2 separate regions of the Homo sapiens genome follow, and region 1 is linked to region 2. The links are chromatin contacts, found by Hi-C in ENCODE. All regions are on one chromosome and are shown on one strand. The core of a region is the stretch at or near the end of the contact, and the rest is flanking DNA. Distances in the headings are between cores, read along the strand shown.

Region 1 (7,504 bases), core at 826-3,325, 320 kb after region 2:
TGGGAGTCAAGGTTGGGGTCAGGGTCAAGGTTGGGATGGGGTCTGGGTTGGGTTGGGGTCAGGGTTGAGGTTGAGGTCGGGTTGGGGGTCAAGGTTGGGGTCAGGGTCAAGATGGGGATTGGGTCGGGTTGGGTCAGGGTCAGGGTTGAGGTTGGGTCGGGGGGTCAAGGTTGGGGTCAGGGTCAAGGTCGGGGTTGGGGTCGAGGTCGCATTGGGGTCAAAGGGGCTTGTGCACTTCTGTATCTTTGCATTTGCTTTTTATGTTCTGATTTGAAATGACTTAAAACGTATTATTTTGGCATTTTTCAAGCAACATTATGGTAAAATTTCTGGAGATGAGGTCTCCAGGCTCCCCTGGGCCATTAAATCATCTCGGCCTTGTCCCTCTTTTGGGTCTGCACAAGTCATGGGCATGGCAGGGCCCTTGGCTGGTGTCCAGGGCACTGGCCTCAGTGGGCAAACCTGGTGTGGGGGGAGGCGGACATGCAGTGGCCATAGGAGATGTTCTGTTCAGGCCCTGCCCAGGCACTGCAGACCTCGGACCTGTCCTGGGCCCTGGCACCACACACCCTCCTGCTCAGCACGGCCAGCTGCCTCCCCATGCCCTGCTCAGATGAATGCATGGGACTCCTTGGGAGACCGAGGTCAGAGTCACATCATATGTGGGAAGTATCTTGGGAAGGAGGAGCTGTGGAGGTGAGCAGCTGGGCCCTTCTGTGGCCCTGCAAGGCTGTAGAGGCCAGAGGGCATGGGCAGGTGCTGGCTTCGCCCGTGTGGGAGGCAGCCTTGGGGACGGGACTTCTCCCTGGCCTGTGTCCCCGGCGCCCCCTCCCATGCCAGCCATGACAGCCTCCATGCTTTCTCCCAGCCAAATCCTCCTAATGCTGGGCTCTGGAACGGCTGATCTGGTGGATTTTCAGGTGTTTATAATTTGTGAGTTATTGTGACCGTTTCTGGGGGTGAGGGCAGCTCCTTGCTAGTAAGCTGTCCTTTGTGGTCACGCCAACCTCAGGGAACCCTCCAAGGACGCTGTGTTCCTCAGGACACCCACAGTGAAGTGATGTCATGTGTGGACACAAAGGCGGCTGTGGGCCTGGAGAGCCCCTGTCGCACTTCTGCCGGGAGCTTTGCGCTTGGGGGTTTGTGTGAACGGAGGCTCGGGGTCAGAACTGATCATTTCTACACATCTATAAATCCATGAATGCCCCCACACTCTAGAACATAATTGACCGGGGCCAGGGTGGATCCAGAGATGAGACAGGTCTGGCCACCCAAACTGGGCCAGCTCCCTGTACGTGGGCTGTGGGAGGGTGAGCTGATTGAGTGTGGCCCAGAGTTGACAGCCTTGTCCCTCTCGTGTGCTCAGAGGGCTTCAGGCACCTGGAAAAAAGTGCACATGCCGTGCCATGCCTGCGGTGGGCCTGGCAGGCCCTTGGTGCACACGCTGTGCCACGACTGTGGTGGGCACGGCAGACTCTTGGCGGGGTCTGGGGTTTCCGCCAGATGCTGCTTCTTATTCTCAGGGGATGAGATAATTCTAGACAAGAGACTCTCCAGCTCTAAACAGAAATGTTTTCAACAGAGAGTCCTTTAAAAAAAAATCCTTTTGAAATATTGTTGATAAAAGCTGGCCATTCCTATTTTGAGACTTTACTGGCCAAAATGAAACAACAGGCAACCCTTTCAGACTTTTTATGTCTGTGAGACTCAGAAATCTGGCCACTAGTTGGCTGGCACTTCCTGGCAGGGGGCTGCTATGAAAGGGTCCCCAGCTCTGACCCAAGTATGAGCTGGGCCTGAGCAGGGCCTTCTTAAACGCTTTGTGCCTCGGTGACCAGCCATGCTCACGTGCGCATACACAGAATAGGTAGTATACACGGTCTGCAATGTCACTTTGCTTATTTTAGAGGAAGGAGATGACTGTTAGACCTTGTTTTCTATAGGAACAGGCAAAGGGGAGTTGACTGCGATGTTTAAATAGCACAGGTGGCCTGTGAGCCTCTGCACACCAGCCTTTCTGACTAGAAGCCCAGGGAGATGAGCTGACAGTGCTGTTCACAGGCGTTCCTGGGGAGAGTGCCAGGCCCAAGGGCAGTAGCTGGTGGGGGCAGAGCGGGGAACCTGGGCTCTGACGCAGGCACAGGCAGGGGTGTGGTCTTTAAAGAGCCCACAGGCTGCAGAAGGGGCCTCCTTGGTGATGAAACTTGACCTCCTGTGGAGGGAGGGCAGCCCTGGAATTTCTCTGACCTTTCTTTAGGCACCAAAGACTGTAAACAGTCTCTGCCCCGGGGCCTGACATGACCAGTCTCTGACCTCAGGGTTTATTTTATTAAAAATAATTCTTGAAAACTCTCCATTTCAACCGTTGCCCGAGCCACGTGTTGAGGATGACGGCATCGCGTTCTTTCTGCCCAGGGTGCGGAGGAGGGGCCGCCCCCGGGCGGTGGGAAGGGGGGCTGTCCCCAGACACCTCAAGGCCTGCGGAGTGTGGACGTTAAAGTTCACAGTCCCTCCAAGGATCAAGGGTTCATTTTGAGAGGGAGCAGGGACTCCCTTGTTAGAGGCCTGCAGTCCTCCAGCCCCCTGCAAAGAGTTCCTTCAAGGGGAAGCCAGCTCGCCTGTAAATGAACAACCTGATAAGCAAGAAGGTTACGGGCAGCCCAAGTCAGCAGCCAGGGGAGTGAGTCCAGAGATTTTTGTTTCTCTGTAGACTCTAAAGATCCCATCTTCACACATGTCCCCGAGCTGCCTTTCAGAAGCCCAGACCCCACTGCGGACCCCCACGAAGAGACCTTAGATGGGGGGAACGGGAGGCTGACCTCTGATCACTGTTCTTTGGGTCTAAATTTCTTCTTGAGGGGCTTGGAGGGAGCCACACCCCTGAGTCGGTTAACAATTTCTCTGCCGACCCCAATTTTTAAACAAAGCTGCTCTTCCTTAACCAACTACAAATCAGGAAATCCTTGAATCCTCTGATGACCCCTAAGTCCTCACTTCGAGATCTCCCACCCTTTTAGGTCAAAACCCACGTGTACGCCCAACGTCCTGATTGACGACTTTGCCTGCAGCTTCTGCTTTCCTGAAATTCGCTGCTGCCTTTAGAACCCTTGTCTGCAGCCAGTGGGGAGTTCAGGACTTAGGCGGAGCTGCCCCACCCTCCTGCTTGGCACCCTGCAAATACATGCCCTCCCTTCCATCGCTGCAGACCTCAGAGTGGGCGTCCGGTCTCCTGTGCGGGATGAGAATACACACCCTCCCTTCCATCGCTGCAGACCTTAGAGTGGATGTCCGGTCTCCTGTATGGGATGAGAATACACGCCTTCCCTTCCATCGCTGCAGAGTGGACGTCTGGTCTCCTGTGTGGGATAATACACGCCCTCCTTTCAATCGCTGCAGACCTCAGAGTGGACGTCCGGTCTCCTGTGTGGGATAATACACGCCCTCCTTTCAATCGCTGCGGACCTCAGAGTGGATGTCCGGTCTCCTGTATGGGATGAGATACACTCCTTCCCTTCCACTGCTGCAGACCTCAGAGTGGACGTCCGGTCTCCTGTGTGGGATGAGATACACTCCTTCCCTTCCACTGCTGCAGACCTCAGAGTGGACGTCCGGTCTCCTTTGTGGGATGAGAATACACTCCTTCCCTTCCATCACTGCAGACCTCAGAGTGGACGTCCGGTCTCCTGTGCGGGACAAGAATACACTCCTTCCCTTCCATCACTGCAGACCTCAGAGTGGACGTCCAGTCTCCTGTGCGGGATGAGATACACTCCTTCCCTTCCATCGCTGCAGACCTCAGAGTGGACGTCCAGTCTCTCTGTGCGGGCCAAGTGTACACAGTTTTGTTCCGTCACAACTTCCACGACAGGCCAGTGTGAGGTTTTTGAGCTGGTGCTGACTGAAAACTGTCAGCTGCCCAAGGACCTGGGAGCTCTGCTCCCCACTCCTGGTGTGCGGTCTTGCGCCTGGCCTCCCTGCCTAGGTTACATGCAGTGGTCATCCCGGTCGCTCCCACACCCGTGTGGGCTCTGGGATCCCCTCTTCCAGCCAGCCCAGGGGACATCTGGCTGTCTCAGGACCCAGCCATCTGTAAAAATTAGGCAGGTCCCTTCAGTATGCTCCTGGTCAACAAAGAAAAACTTCAATTTTGAGAATGGCATCTGTATTCCGAAGTGTTCTCTCAGATGTTTGAGTTCCACTAAGTAGGTAGGAAGTGGCAGTGTTGCTGTTTAATGGATTGGTAATTTTTGAATATTTCTTAAACATTTTTATTTGTGTTTTTTTGGATTGAAATTTATGTAATTTGTTACTATCTGTTAGACTCTTGGTGTTTCTCTTACTGACTCAACCATAAGAATACTAACTCCTTTTCGTATTTCTTGCATATATTTTTCCATATTACTGTTTCCCTTTTGATTTAGCTTGTGGTTTCTGACATGGTTTCTCAGTCTCACTCTCCTCCACATTCTGTCTACTCTCAACCCCTCACCCATCATGTCTCGGCTTCTGTCCCCTTTATGCTTCAATCTCATCCCCTCCACTGTGTCTGTGTCATCACTACAGTGTGTCTCAGCCTTAGCTCCCCCACTGTGTCTGTCCCAACTCCCCATTTTATCTCAGTCTCACCCCACATTGTGTCTCAGTCTCACCCCCCGTTGTGTCTCAGTCTCACCCCCCATTGTGTGTGAGTCTCATCCCCCATTGTGTCTCAGTCTCACCCCCCATTGTGTCTCAGTCTCACCCCCCATTGTGTCTCAGTCTCACCCCCCATTGTGTCTCAGTCTCACCCCCCCCATTGTGTCTCTGTCTTACCCCTCATTGTGTCTGTCTCATCCCCCCCCACTGTGTCTCAGTCTCACCCCCCACATTGTGTCTGTCTCATCCCCCACATTGTTTCTCAGTCTCACCTCCCCATTGTGTCTGTCTCACCCCCCACATTGTGTCTGTCTCATCCCCCCATTGTGTCTCAGTCTCACCCCCTCATTGTGTCTCTGTCTCACCCACCGCATTGTGTCTCAGTCTCACCCCCCATTATGTCTGTCTCAACTCCCCATTGTGTCTCAGTCTCACCCCCCATTGTGTCTGTCCCAACTCCCCATTGTGTCTCAGTCTCACCCCCCATTGTGTCTGTCCCAACTCCCCATTGTGTCTCAGTCTCACCCCCCATTGTGTCTGTCCCAACTCCCCATTGTGTCTCAGTCTCACCCCCCATTGTGTCTGTCCCAACTCCCCATTATGTCTCAGTCTCACCCCTCATTGTGTCTCTGTCTCACCTCCCCGCATTGTGTCTCTGTCTCACCCCCCATTGTGTCTGTCTCAACTCCCCATTGTGTCTCTGTCTCACCCCCCATTGTGTCTGTCTCAACTCCACTGTGTCTCAGTCTCACCCCCACATTGTGTCTGTCTCGTCCCCCCCATTGTGTCTCAGTCTCACCCCCCCATTGTGTCTCAGTCTCACCCCCCGCATTGTGTGTCTGTCTCATCTCCCCCACTGTGTCTCGGTCTCATTTCTCCGATTGTGTCTCTGTTTTGTCCCCCTTATTGTGGGGGTCTTGTCCCCCTTTTTATGTCTCTGTCATTCCTTTCCTAATATGTATTCAGGGGCCTGGGGTTGGTTTTTACTGACAAGAGCATCTGCAGAGCTGAGTAGCCCATGAAGAAAGCATGTTTCCCTGGGTCCCCGCAGAACTCCAATCACTGTGGCACCACTGTGAAGATCTTGGGGGTCTGGTGCTGTTCCTCACTCGGGGGAGCAGTGAGTCCATGTTCTCACCAACTGGGAGAGGAAGTGTGGGCAGATAGTGTGGGTGGAAAATGTTTGCTTCATTTGACATTGGCGTCAAGCCAGATCTGTGTGCCATTTGAGAACACAATGATCTGAATGAAAAGAGCTCCTAAAAACAAAACCTGAAAATTTTTCTCTGTGGAAGAGCCCTCAGTTATTATTTCACCTTCCCTAGTGGTTGCTACAGCAACAAGCATCTTGTGTGATGCCTGACAGGAAGAGCCCAGAGACCTGATTGACGAACAGATCATTGCTTCACTTTAAATAAGGTTTTGCAGCCAGGCGTGGTGGCTCATGCCTGTAATCCCAGCACTTTGGGAGAGTGAGGCGGGTGGATCACTTGAGGTCAGGCATTCATGACCAGCCTGGCCAACATCATGAAACCCTGTCTCTACAAAAAATACTAAAATTAGCCAGGTGTGGTGACACGCGCCTGTAATCCCAGTTACTTGGGAGGCTGAGAGGCACGAGAAATCTCTTGAACCCGGGATGGGGAGGCTGCAGTGAGCCAGGATTGTGCTACTGCACTCCAGCCTGGGCAACAGAGTGAGACTTCGTGTAAAAAAAAAAATTAGGCTTTGCTTTTTTCTCATGGAATTAAATATTTTCAAATGTATTTCCAACAAAATGAACTAATTTTTCTAATCTTTTTTCCCTTCTAATATCTATATTTTAAGCTACAAATTTTCTTGCAAGGATTCCTTTAGTTGCATCCTACAAATTTTGATGTGTTTTTCTTCGCATTCAGCTCAACATATTTTGAAATTTCTCTTGTGATTTCTTCTTTGATATATTTAGATATGCATTACTTAACTTCAAATATTTGGCATTTTTATGTTATTAATTTCTAGTGCAATTTAATTATGGTCAGAGCCTACTCTGTATCGTTTCATTCCTCTGGAATTTATCAGGACTTGATTTATGGTCTAGTATATGGTCCATTTTGGTGAATGTTCATGTGCACTTGAAAAAAATATGGATTCTGCAGTCGTTGGGTGAAATGTTCTCTGTGTGCTGATCAGGTCAAGTTGGTTAATATTGTTAGTTAATATTATTGTTTGAATGTTCTATATTCTTACAGATTTTCTTAGTCTGCTGTATCAATGACACAGAGAGACGTGCATTAAAACCTCAACCATGTGGATCTATTTCTTTTCAGTTAATTTTGCTTCATGTATCTTGAAGCTCTGTTATCAGGTGCATGCACATTTGGGATTGTTATGCTTTCCTGATGAACTGACCTTCTTTCATTATGCAAGGGGAAGAAGATGCTGCATACAGGATGGAATATCCAGGGGAAGACGTCTAAGGAGAGATGCCCAGCTGGGAGTCCTATGCAAGGGGAAGAAGATGCTGCATACAGGATGGGATATCCAGGGGAAGATTTCTAAGAAGAGATGCCCAGCTGGGAGTCCTATGCAAGGGGAAGAAGATGCTGCATACAGGATGGGATATCCAGGGGAAGATTTCTAAGGAGAGACACCCGGCTGGAAGTCAAGATATGTCAGTTGTTTCCATTATAATAAAACCACTCATGTTAGATGAGCTGAACTTTCCCTTTTCCCCAGTTCTTACGATCAAAAAGTGGCTGTCCTAAATTTCATCACTCAATATCCTTGCTAGGTGAGTAATTAGATAACATAATTTGTGCTGCATTATTAATGGTTTGCTTGGCAGAGTGAATTACTGCAAGCAATGCACAATGGATTCCAAGTTGCC
Region 2 (7,317 bases), core at 749-3,248:
GCATGCTCTAGAATGTCAGTGAATAAACATAGATGCAATACAGGGTTAGAAAATCACTGTTTTATAGCCATCACAATAATTATGGACTCTGGCAGGAATTATCGGGAGATGCTGAAACAAGTGGGTGGAAGCCTGGTGAGCAGCAGGACATTACAGTGTCACCACTTTCCCACAGAGGCAGGTTCCCAGAAGAGACCTGGCGGACACCTACCCACACAGGGACGGACAGACCATGCCATGCGCTTCCTGTCTTGACAGCGCCGAGGACCTAACACTGCTAAGCAGTTCCTGCCAAAATGCACACTAAAATTTAATCAGATCCTCAACAGATGCAAATTGAAGGCTATACCACAAAAGAGCCACTTGCACTCTTCAAAACTGTCGGGGTCATAAAAAACACAGTAAGATGGAGGAACTAGAGTAAAGATAACCTCATAAGCCCTCCATCCCCCCATCCTCTCTTCCTGCTCTCCTAGCTCCTCTCCTGCCCTGGTGTTTGTTTTCTCCTCTTCTTAGCGCTCCTTCATTTTTCATCTAGCTTTTTCCACCTCCGCTTGTTCACTTCTATCTACTCTCTTTCCTCGTTTCCTTGACCCTCCTCCCCTTCAATTCTCCTCTCCATTTTCCTTAAGCCTTTGCCTGTCAATCACATGCAAACACAGACCAGCTCTCAAATGTTTGACCTTAGACAGTATCTTGATCTACCTATAGACCCGACATTCAATCATGAACAATTGAATAATTCTTTACGCCTCAATTATGCAGAAAAAATAAGTTAATGGCCCGCTTAAGTCCATTAATGGTAATTTTCCAGTATATCAATGGACAGTTTTGGTGCTGGGGTCATTCATCTGGGTGATGGACCACAGCTACTGTGTTCAAAGATCAAGAGGTTCTATTCAGGGCAAACTCTGGTGACTGAAGGTGACCAGAGAAATGACTGGGCTGATTCATGACGCTTACATCAGGAAATACTAGTTGACTGATGGTTAGGGCACAGAAACGAATCAGGACCCACCCTGCCCTGAGTAAGTTCACAGTCTAGGGGCAAGAATAACAACCTACAGATTGTTAAAATCTATTAGAGGTGTATGCTGAAGGATATAGCCTGAAGGAAAAGAAATAGCTGCCCATCCACCTATGTGACAAACTAGGATGGGCTGCTAACTCCTTCCTGAAAAATCAACCCTGAAGAAATGAGAGTGAGAGAGGTTCCAGTAACAAACTATAGCAACAAAATGAGACACACACCCAGCTTCACTGAAGGCTGTTTGGAGCTGGGGATGTGAGAAATGAGTGGCTGTTGCCTAGGGCACTGAAGAGCTGGCTGGAAGGGCAAGGAAAGGATGGGGGACAAAAGCTGTTCAAATATCAAAATGTTCTACCTCTCCCCAGCATGGCCTTGGGGTGGTCATTGCCTGGCATTGCCACGACATTAGCAGTGACGGCCCAGGCCTCTAGGGCCATAGGACACTGGGCAAAGGCAGGGCAACACAAAAGCCCAGCAGTTAGAAAGAACACGTGCAGACTAGCGAGCTGCCTGTGGGCATCCTTCCACAACCACCTCCAGCCCCCGGATGCAGAAGCTGTGCAGCCCTGTGCTGTACAGAGCGCACCAGGATGAGGGGCCGGTGGGGTGGACATCCTGCAGGGCCTCTCCTCCCTGTGTGAGTGCCCTGGCCACCTGTGCCCCAGCAAGGTGCCTTTTTGTAGTCTATATGCCCAGAGGGAGGTATCCTCTTGTGACTGGCACAATGTGTATGAAGCAGGGGAAGTCTTGTTGCGTAGCAAAAAACTTGGTAGCATAAAGCAACAATTTTACTGTATCTCATGAATCAGATGCTCACTCTTGGGGACACATGCCTGTGCTTAAGGTGGCAGCTGGGTGTTGGATGTCTGGCACTTTGGTGCCCACTAATGAGGTCTCCCTCTGCAGTCTCATCCTCCAGCCTTTGTGTGTGGTCTCTCTCTCCAGCAGAGGGTGATCCTGCACTTCTTACATGACAACCACGGGCTCCGAGAGGAAGTAGAAGCTGCCAAACTTTCTGAAGGCCACTTCCTCAATATTCCGTCCGTCAAAGCAGGCACAAGCCCAATCCAGATTCAAGAGGAGAGGACATAGGCTGCAGAGGGTTATTTAACAGGATTATCCACAATGTTAAATTTCCTGATTTTGAGGATTTTAATGTGATTATATAACAGAATATCTTTTAGAAAAATACGAACTGAAATGTTTAGAGATAAAGAGGCACAATGCCTACAACTGACTCAAGTGATTCAAAAAAATGTAAATACAAAGGATGATAAAGAAAATGTGGCAAGTGGTAAAAACTGGCAAACCTGGACGTAGGGTATTCAGGATTCCTTTGAATTCCTCTTGCAACTTTTCTTTTAACTTAGCAGTTATTTCAACAGGAAAGAAATTACTTCTCCACCCTAACCCTGCCACCCTCCTCCTCCTAAGTCCACACCCTTAGCTTCCCAAATGTGCCCTGCCTCAGGGGCTCGGCCTTTCCCATTCCTTTTGTCTAGAATCTTCTTTTCCCAAATCTCTGCATGGCCCATTTGGATCTCTGATCAAATATAGTCAGGCAATGCATAGTGATATTTCAGTCAATGACAAACCACATATATGAGAGTGGTCCCATAAGATTATAATGGAGCTGAAAAATTCCTATCACCTAGTGATGTCATGGCTGTCAAAACATCATAGTGTAACAGATTAATCACATTTGTGGTAATGTTGGTGTAAACAAACCTACTTTTTATCATTGTTTTAGAGTATATTCCTTCTACATTTTTTTAAGTTAATTGTAAACTAGCCTTAGGCAGGTGCTTCAAGAGAAATTCCTGAAGGCAATGTTATCATAGGAGATGAGATGACAGCTGCATGTCTGTTATTGCCCCTGAAGACCTTCCACTGGGACAAGATGTTAAGGTGGAAGACAGTGATACTGATGATCCTGACTTGGTACAGGCCCAGGCTTATGGTATATTTGTGTCTTAGTTTTTAACAAAAAAGTTTAAAAAGTAAAAATAGATGGCTGGGCATGGTGGCTCACACCTGTAATCCCAGCACTTTGGGAGGCCAAGGCAGGTGGATCACCTGAGATCAGGAGTTTGAGACCAGCCTGGCCAACATGGCGAAACCCTGTCTCTACTAAAAATACAGAAATTAGCCGGTGTGGTGGCGTGTGCCTGTAATCTCAACTATTCAGGAGGCTGAGGCAGGAGAATCACTTGAACCCGGGAGGCGGAGGTTGCAGTGAGCCAAGACGACGCCACTGCACTCCAGCCTGAGCAACAGAGCAAGGCTCCAACTGAAAAGAAAAAAAAAAAAAAGTAAAAATAGAAAAAAGCTATCAAATAGGGGTATAAAGAGAGTATTTTTAGCAAAGACATGGAATAAACCTAAATGCCCATCAATGATAGACTGGATAAAGAAAATGTGGTACATATACACCATGGAATACTATACAGCCATAAAAAAAGAATGAGATCAAGTCCTTTGCGGGGACATAGATGGAGCTGGAGGCCATTATCCATAGCAAACTAACACAGGAACAGAAAACCAAATACAGCATGTTCTCACTTATAAGTAGGAGCTAAATTATGAGAACACATGGACACGGGGGAACAACACACACTGGCCTATTGGAGGGTAGAGGGTGGGAGGAGGGAGAGGATCAGGAAAAATAACTAATATAACTAAATAACTAAAAATAACTAATTACTAGGCTTAATACCTCAGTGATGAAATAATCTGTACAATAAACCCCCATGAGACAAGTTGACCTATGTAACAAACCTGTACATGTAACCCTGAATATAAAAGTTAAAATAAAATAAAATGAAGAAAGATTTTTTGTAAAGCAAAATAAGTTTGTGTTTTAAGCTAAGTGTTATTATAAAGGATTTTAAAAGTTTATCAAGTAAAACAGTTACAGTAAGCTAAGGTTAATTTATTATTGAAGAAAAATGTTTTTATAAATTTACTGTAGCCCAAGTGTAATGTGTTTATAGTTTACAGTAGTGTACAATGACGTATTAGGCCTTCACATTTACTCACTACTCAGTTATTCACCCAGAACAACTTCCAGTTGTGCCAGCTCCAGCTACACTAAGTGCCCTATTCAGATGTACCATTTTTTATGTTTTATACTGTATTTTTACTGTACCTTTTCAATGTTTAGACACACACCATTGTGTTACAACACTGTGCCTACAGTATTCAGTACAGTAACATGCCACACAGGTTTGTAGCCTAGGACGGTAGACTGTACCATCTAGCCCAGGTGTGTACTGAGCTGCTCCATCTGGGTGTATGTAAGCACACTTTAGGATGTTCACACAACAATGAAATGACCTAATGATGCATTTCTCAGAACCTATCCTCATCAAGAGTCATGTGACTGTACCAACTCTGTTCAAATATCATCTCTGAGGTTTTCTTTAGCCACTCCATCGTTCCCAACTTCCACTTCCACTTGCTTTATCAGTAGTAGTAGTATTTTTTTTTTTTTTTTGAGACAGGGTCTCACTTTGTCACCCAGGCTGGAGTGCAGTTGCACAATCATAGCTCACTGTAGCCTCAAACTCCTGGGCTCAAGTAATTCTACTGCCTCAGCCTCCCAAGTAGTTGGGACCACAGGCACAAGCCACTACACTAGGCCAATTTTTTAACATTACTGTAGAGACGGGGTCTTACTATGTTGCCCAGGCCAGTGTTATCCTGGCCTCAAACGATCCTCCTGCCTCAGCCTCCCAAAGCTCTGGAATTACAGAGGTGAGTCACTGTGCCCAGCCTCCACCTGCTTTATTATTTCTCTATGTGTCTTGTTTTTCTTCCTCTACCACTAGAACATAAACCCCCATTTGTGCAGAAACTTTTCTTTGTGTGTACTATAACCCCAACTCTCAGTGCAGTGTCTGGCACACAGAAGGCACTTAGGACATGTTTGTTAAATGATGGAATTCTCCTCAGTGCTGTGTCCTCCTCCCCATCATTGATTCTCCAAGAAGGACAAGGGCATACAGTATAATCAGCTCCACTCTGGAACACTTGCTTGAAAATAAAAATTTGTTCCAACATTGTCAATACATCAAGGAACAATTTGACCAAAGGCAAATTCCCATTTGCTTATGTGGGATTTCATAGGCAAGAAATACCAGGTGAATGCAGAAAACTGCACCCACTGACTGGAGCCACCAGGATCCCATGAAACACAACTCAGACACCTACCAGCTCAGTCCATTCATACCTGGGCCACACATTGTGCCCCTCACCTGCTATGACCCAAAGGCTCCAACCCCACTGCACTGCACCCTCCCCAGGCCCACCGTGCTCTCCAATGCTCTGTATTCCCCTCTGCCTTGCTTGCCTTTTTCTCCTCTGTTCTACCTCATTTTCTTCCTCTTACACACAGAGGGGCAGGTGTACCTTGGGAGCACAGGCACCTACTCCCAACTATAGAATGTAAATATTTTTCAAGGTAAAGTGCCATGCTTACTATAGTATTTATGCATTTCTTACTGATTTAACATATAAAATTATGCTACTGTTTTATTAGGTTCCTGTTTTTAACATGTCACTGGCAAAATTTTTTAGTGTTGTCCCTCTAACTCCATTTTCCCCATAATCTCTCTGGGTTATTTATTTATTTATTTATTTATTTATTTTAACCAATTCTGCAGAGTGCAGTGACTGTTGGTAATGCATGTGTGGGATTACAGCAGAACTAACTGTACTTGGAAAGATCTACCTGATAGGCCCCAAACTGATTTAAATTCTTATCAAATTGAACTATGGGAAACCATCATTATTATATAAAATGGCATTTCTGTCATTCAACTTGATGAAACCACGTGATGCACAATCCTACACATTTTCATTTTTACACGTAAGAGCCACACGGTGACTAGGTACTAAGCTGAACTGTTAAGTGTTAATAAAGCTTATTGATAAACTAGAGTTAATGCCTCATTAGTATAAGGACTAATTCAGTATTCTCCTGAGATGTCTGCTGGCTTTCCAGCAACACTGCAAAGGCTGGTTGGCACACAACGGGTGGCTGGAAACAACGCACCCCAGAAGGGCACCTGTCATTGTGGCCACCAGTGTGATTTTGAGTTGCTATTTTTACCTCTGATTTTCAATTTAGTTTTCTGTGATTTTGTTAACATTATGGTATGCACTTTGCAACAACAATCTTTTAGACTTTAAAATATGTATGTACTGCATTTCCAATACAATCCATATACACTGCTACTGCTAAAGCAGACATTTATATATTATCTAACTAATTTGCTCTTATAAACACTTCTATGGTGATGAGATGCCTATGAGTTTGCGATTATTTTTAAGTTTACAGGATATCATTTTATAATACCAAAACATGTTATAAGCTCATTTCTCTTATAAAGAAAAATGATTTCTTAAATGTTGCCAGTAACAAATTCATTATTAGATTCCTCTAATTCTTTGTCACTAATTTGATTTTCACCACATAATAAGAACAAGTGAGACAAGTGTGCCAAGGGTCTCCTGCCCCAAAGATACTTTCGTATTTCAGAGTCAGTGCCTCCAATGCTGGCTTCCTCAGAGATGTGTCCTAGGCCCTTTTATCTGAAACTCTACAGAGATAACTGCAGGCATTCCCATGACTTAGGCTTCCATGCCCAACCTGTCTCTAGCTCAGCCCTTTCCCCTGGTATCCAGACGTGCATGTCTGACTACTGGCCATCCGCTGGTGCACATCCCACCACCAGTCATCTGGTACCTCCAAAATGGAGCCACATTCTCCCTTGAATCTGCCCTCTTCCCACGTTCATGAGCTTGCTGAATGGTACTACACAGTCAGACGCCTGGGCCCTTCCCCACCATATCCATATCCAATCAGTCCAATAGTGCCATCACTTCACTACCAAGCAGCTTCCCATTTCCAGTTCCTAATTCAACCATCATTTTGAAGAGCACAACCTAAGAGGTTAGCCTTAAATATGTCCCTTTGACATATTTCTCACTTGTAGTCAGAGGAATATTTCCAAAAGGCAAACCATATTTTTCTCCTTACCTCTATTTTGTCCACTAGTTCTCTCTCCTTCTCTTTTGTTCTCTTCCTCCCTTGCCTACAGCTCGCTCCCTGCTTCAAGCACCCACCGTTCTCAAGATAAAGTCTGAATTCCTTAAAATGGTAAAGACTCGTGTAGCCTAGCCCCCAGCCTCATCTTCTGCCTTCCTGCTGAACTTCAAGTTCAAACACAACAAACCTTCTCTAGTCTTCAGAGTGACCTTCTTTGTTAGATGGGTCCTTTCCC

The links. Hi-C counts contacts between places; a loop is a spot of excess contacts on that map. Pooled maps may share reads with other maps.
Region 1: a loop to region 2 is called in a pooled map, with 2.3 times the contacts of the local background. The contact joins two enhancer-like sites. A Hi-C loop is called at or near these places in 2 of 50 pooled maps.

Annotation. Positions count from the first base shown.
Region 1 is chr7:159,013,441-159,020,944 of GRCh38, forward strand. It overlaps LINC00689 (long intergenic non-protein coding RNA 689), which reads left to right. Exons shown (of 5, transcript NR_024394.1): 2 at 3,018-4,206; 3 at 6,867-7,408. Among named protein-coding and RNA genes, the nearest start is that of LINC00689, 8.8 kb to the left of the region's middle. RefSeq lists enhancers at 272-901, 1,870-2,399, 2,160-2,788. Within about 2 kb of position 2,076, at least 16 of the 41 ENCODE cell types and tissues checked have a DNase peak (open chromatin) inside an H3K27ac peak, as active enhancers do.
Region 2 is chr7:158,694,278-158,701,594 of GRCh38, forward strand. All of the region lies in intron 2 of NCAPG2 (non-SMC condensin II complex subunit G2), which reads right to left. Among named protein-coding and RNA genes, the nearest start is that of NCAPG2, 6.9 kb to the right of the region's middle. Within about 2 kb of position 1,999, at least 4 of the 41 ENCODE cell types and tissues checked have a DNase peak (open chromatin) inside an H3K27ac peak, as active enhancers do.